Linked DNA regions of Homo sapiens: regions 1, 2, 4, 5 and 6 are each linked to region 3. A link is a contact called in ENCODE Hi-C or POLR2A ChIA-PET data. All regions are on one chromosome and are shown on one strand. The core of a region is the stretch at or near the end of the contact, and the rest is flanking DNA. Distances in the headings are between cores, read along the strand shown. Region 1 holds the start of LINC01055 (long intergenic non-protein coding RNA 1055). Region 2 has its middle 6.5 kb from the start of SNORA31B. Region 3 holds the start of AKAP11 (A-kinase anchoring protein 11). Region 4 holds the start of COG3 (component of oligomeric golgi complex 3). Region 5 holds the start of ESD (esterase D). Region 6 holds the start of LCP1 (lymphocyte cytosolic protein 1).

The links. Hi-C counts contacts between places; a loop is a spot of excess contacts on that map. ChIA-PET counts read pairs that join two places held with the same protein, here RNA polymerase II (POLR2A). Pooled maps may share reads with other maps.
Region 1: a loop to region 3 is called in a map of GM12878, with 22 times the contacts of the local background. The contact joins the promoter of LINC01055 here to the promoter of AKAP11 in region 3. A Hi-C loop is called at or near these places in 1 of 168 maps with a recorded cell type or tissue (GM12878), 3 of 37 single-sample maps with no recorded cell type and 4 of 50 pooled maps.
Region 2: a loop to region 3 is called in a map of ascending aorta, with 10 times the contacts of the local background. The contact joins the enhancer-like site here to the promoter of AKAP11 in region 3. A Hi-C loop is called at or near these places in 1 of 168 maps with a recorded cell type or tissue (ascending aorta) and 3 of 50 pooled maps. POLR2A ChIA-PET finds 5 or more read pairs at or near these places in 1 of 52 experiments (CD8-positive, alpha-beta T cell).
Region 4: a map of CD4-positive, alpha-beta T cell shows a loop between it and region 3 (6-fold over the local background). The contact joins the promoter of COG3 here to the promoter of AKAP11 in region 3. A Hi-C loop is called at or near these places in 1 of 168 maps with a recorded cell type or tissue (CD4-positive, alpha-beta T cell), 1 of 37 single-sample maps with no recorded cell type and 9 of 50 pooled maps.
Region 5: a map of IMR-90 shows a loop between it and region 3 (17-fold over the local background). The contact joins the promoter of ESD here to the promoter of AKAP11 in region 3. A Hi-C loop is called at or near these places in 3 of 168 maps with a recorded cell type or tissue (CD8-positive, alpha-beta T cell, IMR-90 and naive thymus-derived CD4-positive, alpha-beta T cell) and 9 of 50 pooled maps.
Region 6: a loop to region 3 is called in a pooled map, with 20 times the contacts of the local background. The contact joins the promoter of LCP1 here to the promoter of AKAP11 in region 3. A Hi-C loop is called at or near these places in 2 of 37 single-sample maps with no recorded cell type and 8 of 50 pooled maps.

Annotation. Positions count from the first base shown.
Region 1 is chr13:45,699,526-45,702,433 of GRCh38, reverse strand. It overlaps LINC01055 (long intergenic non-protein coding RNA 1055), which reads left to right and starts at 1,250. Exons shown (of 4, transcript NR_125786.1): 1 at 1,250-1,407. CBY2 (chibby family member 2) reads right to left here and starts at 114. Exons shown (of 3, transcript NM_152719.3): 1 at 1-114. The coding sequence starts at 43. RefSeq lists enhancers at 602-901, 1,352-1,431.
Region 2 is chr13:45,328,490-45,331,342 of GRCh38, reverse strand. No RefSeq gene overlaps it. Among named protein-coding and RNA genes, the nearest start is that of SNORA31B, 6.5 kb to the left of the region's middle. RefSeq lists an enhancer at 691-1,191. Within about 2 kb of position 1,547, at least 19 of the 41 ENCODE cell types and tissues checked have a DNase peak (open chromatin) inside an H3K27ac peak, as active enhancers do; they include ascending aorta, where a contact is called at or near this core.
Region 3 is chr13:42,270,695-42,273,425 of GRCh38, reverse strand. It overlaps AKAP11 (A-kinase anchoring protein 11), which reads right to left and starts at 1,274. Exons shown (of 13, transcript NM_016248.4): 1 at 1,198-1,274. RefSeq lists a silencer at 1,015-1,364 and an enhancer at 1,905-2,084.
Region 4 is chr13:45,463,679-45,466,378 of GRCh38, reverse strand. It overlaps COG3 (component of oligomeric golgi complex 3), which reads right to left and starts at 1,440. Exons shown (of 23, transcript NM_031431.4): 1 at 1,169-1,440. The coding sequence starts at 1,342.
Region 5 is chr13:46,795,841-46,798,602 of GRCh38, reverse strand. It overlaps ESD (esterase D), which reads left to right and starts at 1,442. Exons shown (of 10, transcript NM_001984.2): 1 at 1,442-1,498. RefSeq lists enhancers at 1,525-1,574, 1,706-2,307 and a silencer at 1,885-1,934.
Region 6 is chr13:46,180,675-46,183,457 of GRCh38, reverse strand. LCP1 (lymphocyte cytosolic protein 1) reads left to right here and starts at 1,281. Exons shown (of 16, transcript NM_002298.5): 1 at 1,281-1,347. RefSeq lists an enhancer at 1,189-1,618.

The DNA of each region.
Region 1 (2,908 bases), core at 1-2,500, 3.4 Mb before region 3:
GAAGTTGGTCACCAAAACACTCAGAACATTCCAGAGGTGACATCACAAAACAATATGGTGTTTTTCAGGGCTCATGGTTTCTCTCTGAGCATCACAGGTGGGAATGAGGCATCTGACAGGCAGGAAGAGCTTGTGGGTGCTGTGACTACTTGGCTGGTCAGGGTCAGTGTGACACACACAATAGCCCAAACATTAGCCCCCTGTTGGGTCATTCCAGCTGCCATTCGTATTCTCACTGCCAGGCTAAGTTGAGATCCCTATTCTCTCTCCAGAAGTGGCATCTTCTTGGAGTTGGGTCACTCAAGAAGAAAGAAACACAAACTGAACTCTTCCCATACCAAGGGAGAAAGTGTAGTCTGAGGTGTTTTCTGACACTACTCAATTCCTTAATTCTCTGACACCAACTGTGTGCCCTACAATTCAATTTCATCCTGATGCTATCTACCAGAGTTAGTGTTACAGAGCTGAAGCGGCTCACTACCCAATGCAATAGAAGCCAATACTAAAACACTAAGTTCTTTAAAAAAGAAAAACTTGTATATTGAAAGTCAACTCCCAAGGAGACAAGAGTCAAGCTCAAATCTGTCTCTCTGTGCTGACATTAAGGTAGTATTTTTATTAGAAAAGATTCAGGGGGTGGATTCTGAGATTAGTAGGTGATTGGTGGATGGAAATGGGAGGTCTGGAAAGTCCCAAAGAGTAAGAAACCAGTTACTTAATTTTTGAGTTTCAAGATAGCAGATAAGAAAAGAAACTTAAGCCGCTGAAACTCCCTCCACTTGTGAGATCAAGAAAAACCTGGCTGAAACTGGTTGGAACCAAGATGGCTAACTGGAGCTTGCACAGAATAAGCTTGCTGATGTCATAGCCTGAATTTCCACCACGTTTCATACTAACTCTCCCTGAATTTGCCATGCAACTCAGGAGTTAACATGAAGAAATAACTATGCATGCCCAAGGACTTTCCAGACCTCCCTTTTCCTTGCACAAATCACCTACTAATCTCAGAATCCACCCCCTGAACCTTTTCTAATAAAAGTACTGCCTTAATGCCAGCAGAAAGAGACAAATTTGAGCTTGACTCCTGTCTCCTTCAGAGGTGACTTTTAATATAAAGCTTTTCTTTTTTTCAAAAATTTGGTGTCAGTGTTGGCTTCTAGCACATTGGGCAGTGAGCCCCTTTTGCTTGTTAACAAACTAGAACCCCAGGTGAGACGAACAGCCTGTCCAAGGTACTGTTGCCCCTAGTGGTGTGCAGGCCCCCTGCACTGATCCTGAGTGGCCACCTAGACCAGGGTGTCCAGAGGCTCGACTATAGGGTTCCTTCTTCTCCACCATGGCACTTCAGGCTCCCTTGGCACTTCTCTTTTGGGAAAATAAATTGCTTCTGGATTAGACATCTTTCTGGTGAGTACCTTGTTAATATGCCCCTGTACTTTTAATTGTCTTTGAACTCATCATAACGACTGTGGGTTCAAGTCCCACCCTGTGGTTTAGGATTATGGATGAGAGTCCCAACCTTGTCTAGGATTGTGGATTTGAGTCCTACCCAAGGGGGATTCTGGTCAGTTCAGAGTCCCAAATCTGGTGTATGTTTAAGTCCCAAAGAATTAAGGCAATACTAAAAAGCTACAGCCACTAAGATAATCTAGTCTGGTTCTGATTTTTGTTGGTCTGTCTGTATTTTTGGTCTGTGTAGCAATATTTGGCTTAACAGAGGTCAAAGACTGTGATGGCTACAGCAGAAGCCTTATGAGATCTCCAGACTCCTGCACACTCAATTAGAACAAAGCAACTCCATAAACTAGAAAACCTGAAGAAAAATGGCACATGTAAAACATTTTCAGTCAATCCCTCTTTCTTCTTCTGTCCTTAAAGAGTTACCATGTAGTCTTCTAAGTTCTTTGCCTATTTTTCCTTCCTGACTACTCTGAATCTGCTGACTTTTCTGCTGGTGTTGAAATAAAACTTACTGTTCATGGTATTACTAGTTTCAGGTTACTGGCTAAAGAAAAAAAAGGAAAGAGGTCTTTTAAAATCAAAGTGCCCTGGAAACTGCTTTGCTCATCAGGGCAAATAAAATTTAGCCATGTGAACAGATTCCAGTTTTATCAGGAAAATAAGTTTGATCCAACTGTCTTGTTTATGCATATACATGCATTATGTTATATGTTGTGTCTATATGGTACCAAATTAGCTTATAAATAAAAGAGTACTGATAAATTAAATAAATAAGTCCAAATGCTTTCAAGTTCATTTGACTTTAATAATCTTTGGAAAATTAAAAAAAAATTATTGATAAAATAAAAATAGATATGTCTTCAGGATTGTCAGCATGTATTTTTGCCTGTGTTTACTGGTCAGCTGATATGTGCATCTGATAGTTATTTTAAGATGTCCAGGTTTGGCAAAAAGTTATGAAATTACAAACCCGGCCAAAACAGAATAATCTTTGTTTATGTGATTCTTTTGATAAATAAGACTAATTTAATATTGTTGGTTTAATGAAAACAATGAAATCCTCTGATTTATCAGCAAAATATCTGTGTATTTCACTTTAAAGTTCTTGCTTAGGTGAACACCTGATATTCACAAGCTGTAAAATGGTTAACAAGGAAATAACTTAAAATGGTGACTAGCTTTGTCTAATATCTCTATTCTCATAACTAATCTAGATAAACTGTTAAAAACAAATAAATTAGATAAATGTAAATGGGACAAATGTGTGTAAATGAAATTCTTATGTTTTTCAAAATCTTAAAGTTATGATACTTACTATCATACTTTACTTACTGAGCAGCTGGGTCACTTCCAATTAAGAAATGTATAAGGAAATGTTTCTAAAGATTAAAACATGGTTTTAAAATACATGAAATACTTATAATATTTTATCTTAAAATACTGATAT
Region 2 (2,853 bases), core at 298-2,797, 3.1 Mb before region 3:
ATGGTAACACCAACTGCTGGTATCTATTAAAAGTAAAAGTGACTAAGCTTCTGAAATTTGGTTAAGTAATGTGCAACCTGTTCTGCTCTGTTCCATAGACCAGGGAGGAGGAGGAGGACTGGGTGTGAGTGTCAGAGCAGCAGAGATTTTCATGTAGGGGAGGAAAAATTGCTTTCCACACCCATTGCTAAGTTCATGACTGAGGCCCTTATAACAAAAGACAAATCGACAAAAGCAAAGCGTACATTTTTTTGTTGTTTTTATTTTTTGAGACAGTCTTGCTCTGTCGCCAGGCTGGAGTGCAGTGGCACGATCTCGGCTCATGGCAACCCCCACCTCCCGGGTTCAAGTGATTCTCCCACCTCAGCCTCCCGAGTATCTGGGACTACAGGCACGCACCACCAGGCCCAGCTAATTTTTGTATTTTCAGTAGAGACAGGTTTCACCATGTTGGCCAGGACGGTCTTTATCTCTTGACCTCGTGATCTGCCTGCCTCAGCCTCCCAAAGTCTGGGATTACAGGTGTGAGCCACCATGCCCAGCCAGCGTACATATTTTTTAAATGTTTTCTGTGACATGGGAGCCTTTGTAAGGAAATGAGGACCCAAAGAAACAGGTGAGCTTGTGTATTTTTCTGTTTTGGTTTAATGAAGAGTGAACAGTTGTGCAAAAGTATTGGACAAAGCGGATGATCTAATGGTAAACTGGGGGGAACTTAGCAAGGCCTGTTTGTTCAGATTCTTCTCTGTGTTTCTGTGTCTTCAGAGATGAGGATATTTATTTTCCCTGGGTATATGGAGGGTACCTCTCGAATGAGAGTAATTTCTTTCTTTCTTTCTTTGAGACAGGGTCTCACTGTGTTGCCCAGGCTGAAGTGAAGTGCTGTGATCATAATTCCCCGTAGTCTCAAACTCCTATGCTCAAGAGATCCTCCCAACTCAGCCTCCCAAAGTGTTATGATTACAGGCGCCAGCCACTGTGCTGAGCCTACACCACACCTATTGAAACAGAATATTCAGCATTTAATATTTCGGGTTTTTTGTTTGTTTTTTGAGGGAGAGTCTCACTCTGTCACCCAGGCTGGAGTGCAGTGGTGCAATCTTGGCTCACTACAACCTCTGCCTCCTGGGTTTGAGCGATTCTCCCGCCTCAGTCTCCTGAGTAGCTGGGATTACAGGTGCCCACCACCACGCCTGGCTAATTTTTGTATTTTTAGTAGACACGGTTTCGCCGTGTTGCCCAGGCTGGTCTTGAACTCCTGGCCTCAAGTGATCTGCCCGCCTCAGCCTCCCAAAGTGCTGGGATTACAGGCATGAGCCACCGTGCCCAGCCAGAATATCCAGCATTTTAAAAACCCTTCTGGGATTTCAGCTCCCTGCTGGGGATTGAGGAACCACTATTGTAGCAGGAAGCATGGGAAGGAAATGAGCTCATGAGATAAAGGAAAACAGCTCAGGCAGCTGGCTTGTGGTTACTGCCCTCTTGCTAAAGCAACATATAAAGCGCCAGAGTGGAAAGGAATCTAATGCGCCTGTCCAGTGCTCAGCACCCTTGACTTCCGTCCCTCTTAACCACAGTGCGTGAAGGCCCTGCAGTTCCCCAGGTATGGCTTGGCCTCGTTTTCCACATTGTATGTTAATGCAATAATTTTGTTTTGTTTTTTTTTTTTTTGAGACGGAATCTCGCTGTGTCGCCCAGGCTGGAGTGCAGTGGCGTGATCTGGGCTCACTGCAAGCTCCCCCTCCCAGGTTCACGCCATTCTCCTGCCTCAGCCTCCTGAGTAGCTGGGACTACAGGCGCCTGCCACCACGCCCGGCTAATTTTTTGTATTTTTAGTGGAGACGGGGTTTTACCATGTTAGCCAGGATGGTCTTGATATCCTGACCTCATGTTCCTTGCCCTCAGCCTCCCAAAGTGCTGGGATTACAGGTGTGAGCCACTGCGCCCAGCCAACGCAATAATATTTTAATGCAGCCTAAACTGACATTTGCTTCTTTTGGGTAATATCAGACAGGAGACTTGTCTTGAATTTCTGCCAGCTAAAACTTGTCTTCATGCTTGCTGCTGAAACCAGGTCTGCCCCATCCACACACTGGTGCAGTTGGATTTTGGACTCACACGCAGGAACTTACACTGTGATACCTTTTTCTCACTTTGCATACCAGATGTCTCAGCATCCGATGTGTACTTTAGACATGTTCCTTCCTAATTCCTTTTTCTTTTCTTTTTTTTTTTTTTCATTCTATTTTAGCTCGGCTAAAACAAATAAAAGATAAGCGTCTGCATCAATTTGGCAGACTTACAAGAAAAAAAGGCATTCTTTCCATTTTGGAAGAAGGCATGTGGAATTAGTACTATGCAGTGGTGGTATTTTGAAATCTGGGTTCTAATAAAAGCCCAACCACTTGCTGTGAGAACTCCAGCATCTTAACCTCTCTAAGCCTCAGTATCTCCATCTAGAAAACAGAAACTCATACTTACCTCATCGGCTGATTTGGTAAGTAGAGGCTATCATAGGAGTGCCTTTACCATGAGAAATTCTTACAATACTGGTCTCTACTCTGAATCAGTGCAAAATACAGGATGCCTGTTCACATTCTCTGACTTGCAAAATACAGGATGCCTGTTCACATTCTCTGACTTTTGTGTAGCCTTGGGAAACTGCATCATGAATATGTTTTAGGGGTCAGGCGCAGTGGCTCACGCCTGTAATCCCAGCACTTTGGGAGGCCGAGGCAGGCGGATCACAAGATCAGGAGATTGAGACTATCCTGGCTAACACGGTGAAACCCTGTCTCTACTAAAAATACAAAAAATTAGCCGGGCATGGTGGTGGGTGCCTGTAGTCCCAGC
Region 3 (2,731 bases), core at 25-2,524:
GACAAGAAAAAATGAATAATCAGGGTACCGTTTGAAAAAGTAAATGTGTTTTTCAAAAAAAAAAAAAATCATTCAATTGCACTATTTTAACTGACACCAATCATGCCAGGCACTGGGCTGCCATCCTAAAATGATGACATTAAAAAAAATATATCTGTGCATTACTGATACCCCATTTTTTCTTAGTACTCCATATTTTGAGTATTTTCAGACATAACAAAATAACAATCGACATGACATTTCTAAAACAGTGGGAAGCAGCTAAGCAAAACGAGCATTTTGCAAGCGATTGAAAAGCTGAAAAGAGAACAGGAATTAACTCCAGTTTGTACTAAAGCTATTAGGTATGTATCTCAGCAGTCTTTCTCACCATGAAACTCCTTAACATCTAAAGCTAAACCACATCCAACTTTATATGGTTTTAGAAGACAGACAAAGCAGAGAAAAAAAATGAAAGCTGGTAATATGGGGAAGAGAAAAAATGTTAGCTTTTACTGTCATTGTCACTTTTTAATACTTCGGTTACATCTACATATTTTTTATAAAGCAGCTTAGATGCCTGGATTAACAGCAGTATACTCAATCCATTCGGGGTACTTTATGGCCAGCCTTAAGCCATTAACAGCCTAGGAGAGTATTTGACAGCAAATCCAAATATCAATACTCTGAGGAGCCCCTTGACGCCTTCCGTTTACAAGATCTGAGCAGCGCCTGCTTCCAAGGCTCCGGGGGTCTGACAGTGAAGGATGCTGTTCGGGAACAAAGTGCAACGTCCTCCCAACCGCTGCAAATGTTCCTGTGCGCACACCACGAACACACACTAAGCACGCGCACCACGCACCCGGGGGGCCGTCTCTGAAGACCACCCCGGGGATGGAAACAGCCTGTCATTAAAAGGGGCGGCAGCTCCACCGCCACACTTGGGACCCCAGGAAGACGCGTCTCGAGACCCAGCACCTCCCTCTACTCTGGGCCCGGTGCGGTGAGTTTCCTCCTTCGGCCGCGCTCCTCCCGCCCTCCTCCCTCCGCCATGCGAAGGCGCAGCTCTCGGGCGGCCCCGAAGCCAGAAGGGGGACCAGCGGCAGGCGGAGGGGCTGGAGCGCCGGAGCCGGGCCGCTCCATCCATGCCGGCCGCACACCCGCCGCCACCCCATCTAAACGCAGCCTCCGCGGCGAGCACGTCGGCGCCCGGCTCACCTGGGGGCCGCAGCCTCCGCAGCTCACAGACATGTCACCGGCCTCAACGACCCGTGAGCGAGCCGGGCAAGCAAGCTGGCCCCCTCCCGCGCTGACCCCCAGCCCTCCCCCTCCCAGCCCCGCGGCCCGCCCCCGCCCTGCCCACCCCTCGGCTTCCGCCGCCGCCGCCGCCGCCGCAGCTCCGGCCCGCAACACCGCCTACTCTCCACGCCTCCCACTCTCTCTCGCGAGAGGGCAGCGCGCCTCTCGCGAGAAAAATTCCGCGGCCGAGCCCGCGCAAAAGTGGGTGGGCGTTTAAAAAGGGAAAGAAGGAACAGGAAAAAAAGCCTTCCCACGTGCTCCAGTGCAGCCCGCGGAGCAGCCCGCGGGGCAGCCCCGCTGGTCACATGACTTAAAGGGGGCCTCTCCATTGGCCGGGACCCACTCAGCCTTGGGAGCTTTAAATTCGAGGGCGACCTACGAACCTGCGGCGGACGTCTTGCGCGCTTCCTGGTCCGTTGCCTTGGAAACGGCTTAACCCTTCCCTCTGGCAAGTCCCCAGGCCTTGGCTTGCTCCGCAGATTTGGTTTCAGGCTCTGCCTCTTTTCCCTCGACCCCTTAGTCTTAACAGCCTGGGGCCAGCTGGGCTCCTTCTTCGCCACAAGGCTAGTTTTGCTTTCTTCCGAAGCCCGGGGCCCTTCCCAAAGTGGCAGCCCCACCAGATCCGAAGGCCCAAGGAAGGCTCATCCTTTCTGATGGCTCCGCCCCTTCTCCCAGCATCTCCGGGGAGGACCACTCACAGCGCACCGGGCAACCAGCCCTATCCCAGCCAAGAAGTAGCTTCCAGGGTTCTCAGGGCCCTAGTGCTCACCCTGATGTCTTTACGTGGTATGGAAATCGGAAAGTAAAGCTTTGGTCACTGGGAAGCCTAGCCAGAGATGAAAAGCTGTTATGGTGATTATTTTCACCTAAAATCGGAAGGGCCAGTCCAGTCAAATTGCCCTGTCTCCTAAAGGGCATCTGTTCCTCAAGAGTGGAAACACCTGGCAATAAGAAAGACATTTTTGAGTGTATCCTCGTTATGAGTTAAGTTTTGCCCTGTTCAGAGGAGAGGGTCACGGAAGAAAGGGTGCATTCGTTTGTTCATTTCTTCATTCAACAAACACTACTCTAGGCTGTTGATTGAACAATGATGAAGACAAGTAGTGTAGATTCTAGGGAACTTATCTGAGGGTGAAAAGAAAAAAAATCTGTTGGTTTTAAGCTGTATGCAAAGAAGTTACAATAAGTGACGTGATGGTGATGGTGACTGAGTGGCTAGTAAAGGGGATGCCCTTTTAAGGAGGAGATATTTTAGCAGCGATTTGAATAACAGACGCAAAAATCAGAGCATAGAGCATTCCAGGAAAAGGATAACACTAATTCAAAGGCCCTAAGTAAGGATCTATTCTAGTGCATTTGAGGGAAGAAGAAATGAGAAAGTAAACTTTCTTGAGCCTGGAGATGGAAACTGTAAGAGTTAAAGAAAGAAACACAAAAAGCAGCTTAACAGAGA
Region 4 (2,700 bases), core at 191-2,690, 3.2 Mb before region 3:
ATTTGGACACAATTCCAAATCGTATAAAAAGAATGCTTCAGGCCAGGCACGGTGGCTCACGACTGTAATCCCAGCATTTTCGGAGGCCGAGGCGGGCAGATCACTTGAGGTCAGGAGTTCGAGAACAGCCTGGACAACAGGGCGAAACCCCATCTCTACTAAAAATACAAAAAATTAGCCGGGTGTAGTGGCAGGCACCTGTGATCCCAGCTACTCGGGAGGCTGAGACAGGAGAATCGCTTGAACCCGGGAGGTGGAGGTTGCAGTGAGCCGAGGTCACGCCACTGCACTCCAGCCTGGGCGACAGAGCGAGAGAAAAGAATGCTTCCAACATCAAAAGTAACCATCACCACTGCTTATATAAAATAATCCTCCTAAACCTGGCCCTCAAAACTGGAAAACGTTTGTCAAACATCTGACAATTCATGTTACTTCCTGCTATTACAACTAATTGAATTGAATCACACAAGAAGCAGTAGTGCATAATATCCTAATGGTAAGTGGATTAAACACATTGACTCTAACACCGAAAACCAGCACTGCTTAATAATGTACTGAGCCAACTTTCAAATAAAATTCATTTTTATTGCTTTGCAATAGGTGAAATAAATCTGATCTCCCATAACTTGCACTTGATTGAGAGCTCATAGTTCAATGTGCGATAAATGAAACTCACTCAGGACCAAGTTTTGGTCTCCCCAAGACCCCCATGGACAAAGCAACCTAGGTGAATCATTAAGGCGGTAAACGAGCACGCGCTGGAGACTGTCCTGCAGCACAGCACCTCGGGTTGACTGCCTCTCCTTCTGGGAGAGAGTGGGCAGCAGGATTACGCCTCGGCTGACAGGACGCCTCGTCTGGGGCAAAACGTTCGGTGCAAGGCTCCGGGCCAACCGTCCCATGCTGCTGGGGGAGGACTGGGTTCCGGCGAGCACCAGCTGCAGGACACCCCCACAGCCGTCCCCAGGCAGAATTAGAGTCGGGGTCGCAGGCAGAGCGAAGCCTGACAGCCTGGGAGATGAGGCCCCTCCCACCGGATCCGCCACCATGGCCAGGGAGGAGTGGAGAGATATCCTGGGCAGAGGCTAGTGAGGCCGGGGTCCTGCCGGGGCGCCCGAGGAGAATCCCAGCCCCATCGCCCCGGCCCGGTTCCTGCCCATCACCTCACCTCAGCTGGCACCGGCAAGTTCTCTGCCGCCGCCTTCAGCTCCAATACCGAGTCCGTCTGCCTGTCGGTCAGCGGCGCCGTCGTGTCCGGTCTCCGATCCCAGAGAGCCAGCTTTTCCCTAGCGTCCCGCTCCGCCGCCGCCTCAGGCAGCAGCAACAGCGCCGCCTCCGCCATCGCCGCCGCCCTCGCGGCCTTCAGCAGCAGCGAGATGGAGGGGACCCCGACAGAGAGACCTGGGCCACTTCCGGGAGAACCGGAGCTTCCAACACTGCACCGGCGGCGGGGCGGGACGGAATGCCCTGACCCCGGAAACGGTTCCGCAGTGTGGGGGGCGGGACCGAGGCCAGTACCGACGTGGCTTTAAATGGGTACGACTATTTCCGGTTGAAACGTAGAAGGTGGAGAAGACAGGACCCAATGGAAATAGAAATGCCCCTACCGGAAGTCTTTTCCTCAACATCAATAACTTTATTGTTACGTGTTGTACAGATTATTGACAACTGCGCTAAATCACCCTGCCGGCAGGAGACTTGGATCTACACCTCTCTGCTTACAGCTGGGTAGTCTGGGTAGAATGTGTGGAGTGTATGATTTCCATGTTGGCATGTTGACAATTTATGCCTCTTGGATCAAAACCAAAAGCATAAACTTTTCCAACATCCAGTAATTCCCCTACTAGAAAACTAATTTACGGAAACACATAAAAAATTCAAAGATGTGTGTATCTCAGACATCATTAATGGTATCAAATAACTGGAGACAACCTAAATGTCCAACATTGAAGAACTGGATCAAGAATTTGTGGCACAGACCAGGCGCGGGGGCTCAGGCCTGTAATCTCAGCACTTTGGGAGACCGAGGTGGGCGTATCACCTGAGGTCAGGAGTTTGAGACCAGACTGGCCAACATGGTTGAACCCCGTCTCTACTAAAAGCACAAAAATTAGCCAGGCGTGGTGGCACATGCCAGTAATCAGCCTGAGAGGCTGAGGCAGGAGAATCTCCTGAACCTGGAAGGTGGACGTTGCAGTGAGCAGAGATCTTGCCACTGCATTCCGGCCTGGGCATCAAGTGAGACTGTCTCAAAATGTATAATAATAATAATTTGTGGTACAGACATGTAATTCTACTCTACCATTTAAATCATATTGTAGATTTGAGCAACAAAATAAATAATGATAGTATTGGATCATAATTTACAGAATAAAATAAATACCCATGAGTCCATACTGCTATAAATAAACGATTGAATAAATAAATGGTGGAGAACAGACAATCTTCTACAAGTTATGGAGGCCTCTTCCTGCTCCTCCCTGGAGTCAAGGCAGGTGGAAACAGCTTCGTAGCAATTTTGACCATTGTCTGGGTAAAGTCTGAAGGCTTTATTCAGGCTTTATAGCACAAATCAGTGCCTGGCTATGTTCCCAAATGAAGGCTCTGATCTTTTAAGAGCAGAATTTGAGACCGGGCGCAGTGGCTCACACCTGTAATCCCAGCACTCTGGGAAGCCGAGGTGGGCGGATTACCTGAGGT
Region 5 (2,762 bases), core at 193-2,692, 4.5 Mb before region 3:
TTGCTTCCATGTCCAAATAATAATGATAATTATATATATTCTTAATATTTTTAAGCAATCGACTTTTGTGGATCTATTAACATTTTATTTATGCTGGGTAAAAGAAATTTTAGTTCTGCTTATTCTCACATTGTATTCACACAAGAACCCTTTAGTAAAGAACTTCACACTTACAGTTCTTTGGCTAGTCTGCACCTCACAGCAGTCCACTTATTAGGCAAATATATCATTTAATCAATTATTTCTCTTTGTTCAAACATCAGTTATAAAGAACTTGCAATTTAGGTATTTATTCTGTTTCAGTTTTGAAACTGAAGAAAATCCCCTTTTCAATGATTTATACTTAAAGATAGTAAAAAGAAAGTTTAAAACAATTTACTTCAATGCTTTCTCAAAATAAAAACATTATTTTGATGAAACATTATTTTCAGTCTAAGTTCCAATTGATCCACAGGTTCAGTCCACAGGTTAATTTAGTCCAAAGATCACTATGGCAAAATGGGCCTGAGCCACACAATAGATTCTGGCAGGTAATCTCTTGTGTGGCAGCTCATCCATACTTAAGTCAGCTCCCATAGCTACACAATTTGCAGGGCCCAATTCCAGACACAAACGTGGGGCCCTGGTTCAACACTTACTGAGAGAAAATGTAGCGTCCTTCTGTTCTGGGGGCCGGGTAATAGCACAGGTTGCAGGCCCATGAGGCCAGCCCCAACTATCAGATTGTGTATTTACAATGTCAGTCTAACCGTTGCTGAAAAATACTTAGCTCTGTTGTAATCAGATTTAATTTCTCAAGAGGCAAAGTACACTCAACAGTTTGCTTAAATCAGAGAGACCAAAAGGAAAGATTTGCTGTAAATTATCAACTAGCAAATCTTAGTCAGTTCAACTTAATTTTTATTGAGGGAAGAAGGGAGAAAACAGAAAACTGATGGAGTTCCCACTGCGTGTCGGCCACTGGAGATTTCAAAGGTTTCTTGTTTAACTCAAGCTACCAAGTAGGTGACGTGGATAGTCTTGGGACAGAGGAGTTGAGGGAGTTGAAATTAGGCCCTAGTTTCTACATAAGTGACACGGAAACCCTCTGCACGAGTTAAGCGAAGCTACATCTCAAGTTTATTAATGCCTCGGGTTCTTGCTGCTGGCTCTGGGAAGAGTCTGAGCACGCACAGCAGACTGATCCCCGACAAGGTGACAGGGACTAACCTAACGCCCTCCTCGTTGGTCCTAGTAACCACACAGAGCAGAAACGCGGGCGAAGGCAGGAGTTGGAGGGGGCGCCCACGCGGAGGCTGCCGGGAAGTGCAATGTGCAAAGGCGGCGGGGCCATGGAGACTGAACTGGAGAAGAGCGGGTTCTCGGAGTTAAAAGCGAGAGTGAGTGGGACCGGAGGGGCGGGGCATCATATGGGCGGGGCTGAGGCGAGGCCCCGGCGGCCATCTTGAGCCCCGCCTTTTACTTCGGCCCGCTTCTTCTGGTCACTCCGCCACCGTAGGTAAGACTGGGTTCGGGTAGAGGCCTGGACGTTGTCAGCCTTCCTGCGGCTGCGGCACGGCTAGGCGTGATCGGGGCGGACGCCGAGTCCTGCGGTGCAGGTATCCGCAGGCACGAGCGCAGAGACGGCGACCCTGGGCCTTGGGCGCCACCATCCATGACAGGAGGCCAAGGACCTTTTCCCGTGACCCGGAGCCTCGCCTCTAATCCCTTTTCCTTCTCTGAGCCTCCAACCTAGTGTAACCCGGGGCGAGCGCCCGTTTACCTACTGCCCGCTACATTTGTACAGCTTTTTCCTGTTCAGAAAGACTTTCCTAGACCCGCAGCCACCGCGCGAAAATGTGAAGTAGATGTGTACGCATTTTAAGGAGGGAGCTGGCCTCAACGCGTTACTAGCGGCCGCCGGCGCCTGGTTCGGGGGAGTGTGGACCTGCTGCTCTAGGCAGCGTCCGCGTCGGGGCACGAGCCAATGGCGCGGTCAGGAGCACTCACCTGATGGTGCCGAGGGGAGCACGTGTCTTTGGAGTTTGACAAAATCTGTTCGGGTCGTAAAATGCTCTCAGAGCGCTGTGGGGGACTGGAAGTCATTTCTGATGGGGTCATTAGGGAAATGGGATTGAGCGCACCTGGAAGGAGAGGGCATTCAGGTTGCAGGAAAAATAATAGCTCATGTTTGTGTGTGTGGTAGAAGCAGCATTTTAAGCACTACGTGAATTAACTCATTTAATTCCCAGAGCAACCCTATCAAATTGATATATATTACTGTATACCCATTTTGCAGATGGGCAAATGAGGCATAGATTAGCTTGCCCAGTGTCATGTAGTAATAAGTGGTGAAGTCAGGGTTTGAACCCGGAGGGTCTGGCCCCAAAACCTGCTCTGAAACCATTGTACCGTGGCATTGAGTAAAGCCACCCGATAGCAACATCCAGGCCATCCTAGAATTATGCATAGTTGAGTTTAACTAACAAAATAGGGAGTGAGACCAGAAAAATAATCTGGGACCAAATTATAGACCATATTTAGAGCCATGTGAAGGTGTTTGGCGTTTATAGATGCTATATTTTTTTTAAAAAATTTTCCCCAGAGTTTAATAGAAATCCTTACCTAGGCAAGCCATGTGAATTTTTATGAAGGAAAAGAGACCCAGCCTAGGCAGCATGGCAAAACCTCCTCTACAAAAAATTACCTGGGCATGGTGGTGCCACCTGTGGTCCCAACTACTCCAGAGGCTGAGGCGGGAGGATCACCTGAGCCCGGGGGCC
Region 6 (2,783 bases), core at 32-2,531, 3.9 Mb before region 3:
TGTGGGCTTCTGATGAAGTCACCACACCACTGGCTAATGAAGTAGATAAACCAGAACAGTTTGGTTTAACATTTAAGGTCAGAAACAGGAACTTTCTAGAGGAGAAATCAAAAAAGCAAAAGAAGTATAAGGGCAGCCCTCCAACCAGTCAGAATACCGTGACCACCTGAGAGGCCCGTGGCCCAGCGGACACGGACGCATGTCAACTCTGGAGCAGATATCTTCAGCGCAGCATCTGACCTGGGAGTACAGCCACATACCCTCATTCCTAAACGGCAGATTGACTACTGGAGTCACACACAGTCTCCGGGCAATGTGGAGACATGTCTAATATTTAGTCAACATAACTCAGGGTGCCACAGTCTTCACAACTGTTGTGAGCACTTGAGGATGCTCCATTTGAAGATAGGAATTTGCCCTCAAGCATCTGGGGTTTGGGTACAGAACAGAGCTTCCCCTGCCACCACCTGCTAATTTTATAAAATGTGCATTCAAAAAAAAATCCTGCCTGTAAGAAGGAATTAAGCTACCCATTTAAATATAACAGCTGCCTGTGCAATCTACTGCTGCTCTTTATAGGAAACGCTTAAATAATTGAGATACTTAATTGGGTTAAAGAGATCCCTAGCACATAGATGTTCTATAAATAAAAGAATGAGTAAATAATCTAGTAACCTTCCTTTTCATGTCCTTCACTTAAAGAGATCGTTCTGTTTTGTTTGCACCAATAAGATCACTGTTAGAGGACTCCAGAGAGGTTTGATTTCAGGTGGGGTGGGGCTTTCCCAAGGAAGTCCCTTTTCATTTGTTTCAGGTGTACTGCCACCTTTTTCCCTGGCTCTTTCACTAAAAATGAAAAATTTGTTGATCTTTGCTGTAAGTAGGTAGGCATCTGGGCTTTGCTTTTGCAACTAGAGTCAAAGAAGTCAAGTTATCAGGCTGATCTTGCCTTGCTATCTAGAATCAGAAAGGTTTAAGTAGCCCAGGGACTACTCAAAGACAGCTGGAGGAGAAAGGGAGAGAGAAAAATGCTTATAAAGAGGTGGGCAAAAGAGCGGGACCTTGTCTCAAAAAAAAAAAAAAAAAAGAGGAAGTGGTAGGAGGTGTCTGAATTTCACTGTGACCTGTTCTGTCAGGTGATTTTTGGTGGGGCGGGGACATGAAAAAAAAGTTAAAATGTCCTTATAAAGACAAAATCTTTTTCTTTCCTGGCTGATGATTTGTCATTCTAGTCACTTCCTGCCTTGTGACCACACACCCAGGCTTGACAAAGCTGTTCTGCAGATCAGAAAGAAGGGGTTCCTGGTCATACACCAGTACTACCAAGGACAGCTTTTTTCCTGCAAGGTAAATGTTCTTCATGTGTTTTTGTTGGTTTTAAGCGCTTGTGATGCACTTCGGCACTGTTTCTGTGGATTGTGGGTTTTGCCTTCAGGGGACCAGAGATCTGAGCATGTCACCTGAGACCTCTGTGATTCCTGCCACTGTCTAACTGGCCAGGACATCTGCCGCCACCTCGCGTGGCCATCCAAGATGGAGCACCTCGGCTCTCTGGGCTGGGTTCTTCTCAACTTATCTGCAGTTATCACCCCTGCCCAAAATTAAGGTTTCTTTTTCCTTTTAAAACCAAACCATGTTCTGGTTTATTTCTATTGCTCTATTTCACGGAGGCTATTTACTGTGATTTTATCTTCTTTAAAATGTTTTCAGGAAAAGCGCGTATTGATAATTTAGATTGTATGGCTTATTGGCCCAATGGGGGTAGTTTAATTTTAGTTCCTGCGGTTCTGTTTTTCTAAAAAACTTCTTTACAGTACTTTAGTGGATAAATTATCTAGAGTCATATGTTACTGAATGTGATACTGGTTATTTGAGTGATTTTTGGCGCCAAGGGTTTTTAATGGGTGTGCTTTATAACCACATGGAATTAGAGGTTTTCTCTTTTCCATTTGTTCTCTAAAAATAAAAGCAATTTGTATAATGCTTAATTGTAGTGTTTTTGTAGGATTGTCTGAATTATTTGTTATGCTTATGACCATATCAATGAATATTCACTCAAATTCTGGGAGAAAGGCTTTTATCTACAATAGAAATTTTTACACAGTTGATATGGGATATTTATTTCAGAAACTGCCCAAACATAGACACTTTGGATTTTGTAGTATAAGCTTTTACTTAATTACCACTATCACATAACACTAAGAACCATTGACAAATGATAACTATAAAAGCCATTCAGACTGGAAATGCGAACATTAATCAGGATGTTTATCAAAACCGAACTTTTCTTTTACACAGCAACTTGTTTTCTAAAATTACTCTGTCAGAACTATCAGTAAGCAAATAAAGGTGGCTTATCCACACACATCTTGATTTTGAATTTACATACATTTGTCATAAGTTTGGTTTCTATTAAGTATAATTGTTTAAAGAATGTCTGTGTAGACAAATTTGAATAGAATTAATCATTTACCTATAAATGTGAATTTCTGGAAACTGCAAAATGTGACCACCAATGTTACTTTGCACATCTCACCTGAATAGTTTCAAACAAGCAAAAATGTGAAACTGAGATAAGAGGGACTTGAACCCCGTAAAAGAACAGACTAAAAATATGTTGTGTCTTATTTTAAGTAAAACTATTAATGAGAATAAAATAAATTCGAATGTGAAGGAATGTCAGTATTTTTCTTATATTTACGAAGGAATAAAAAAGAACTATGCGAAAGTTAATTCAAAATATAAAGGTCCCCTGTTTAAAGTTAAGTTTACATTGCTAAAGC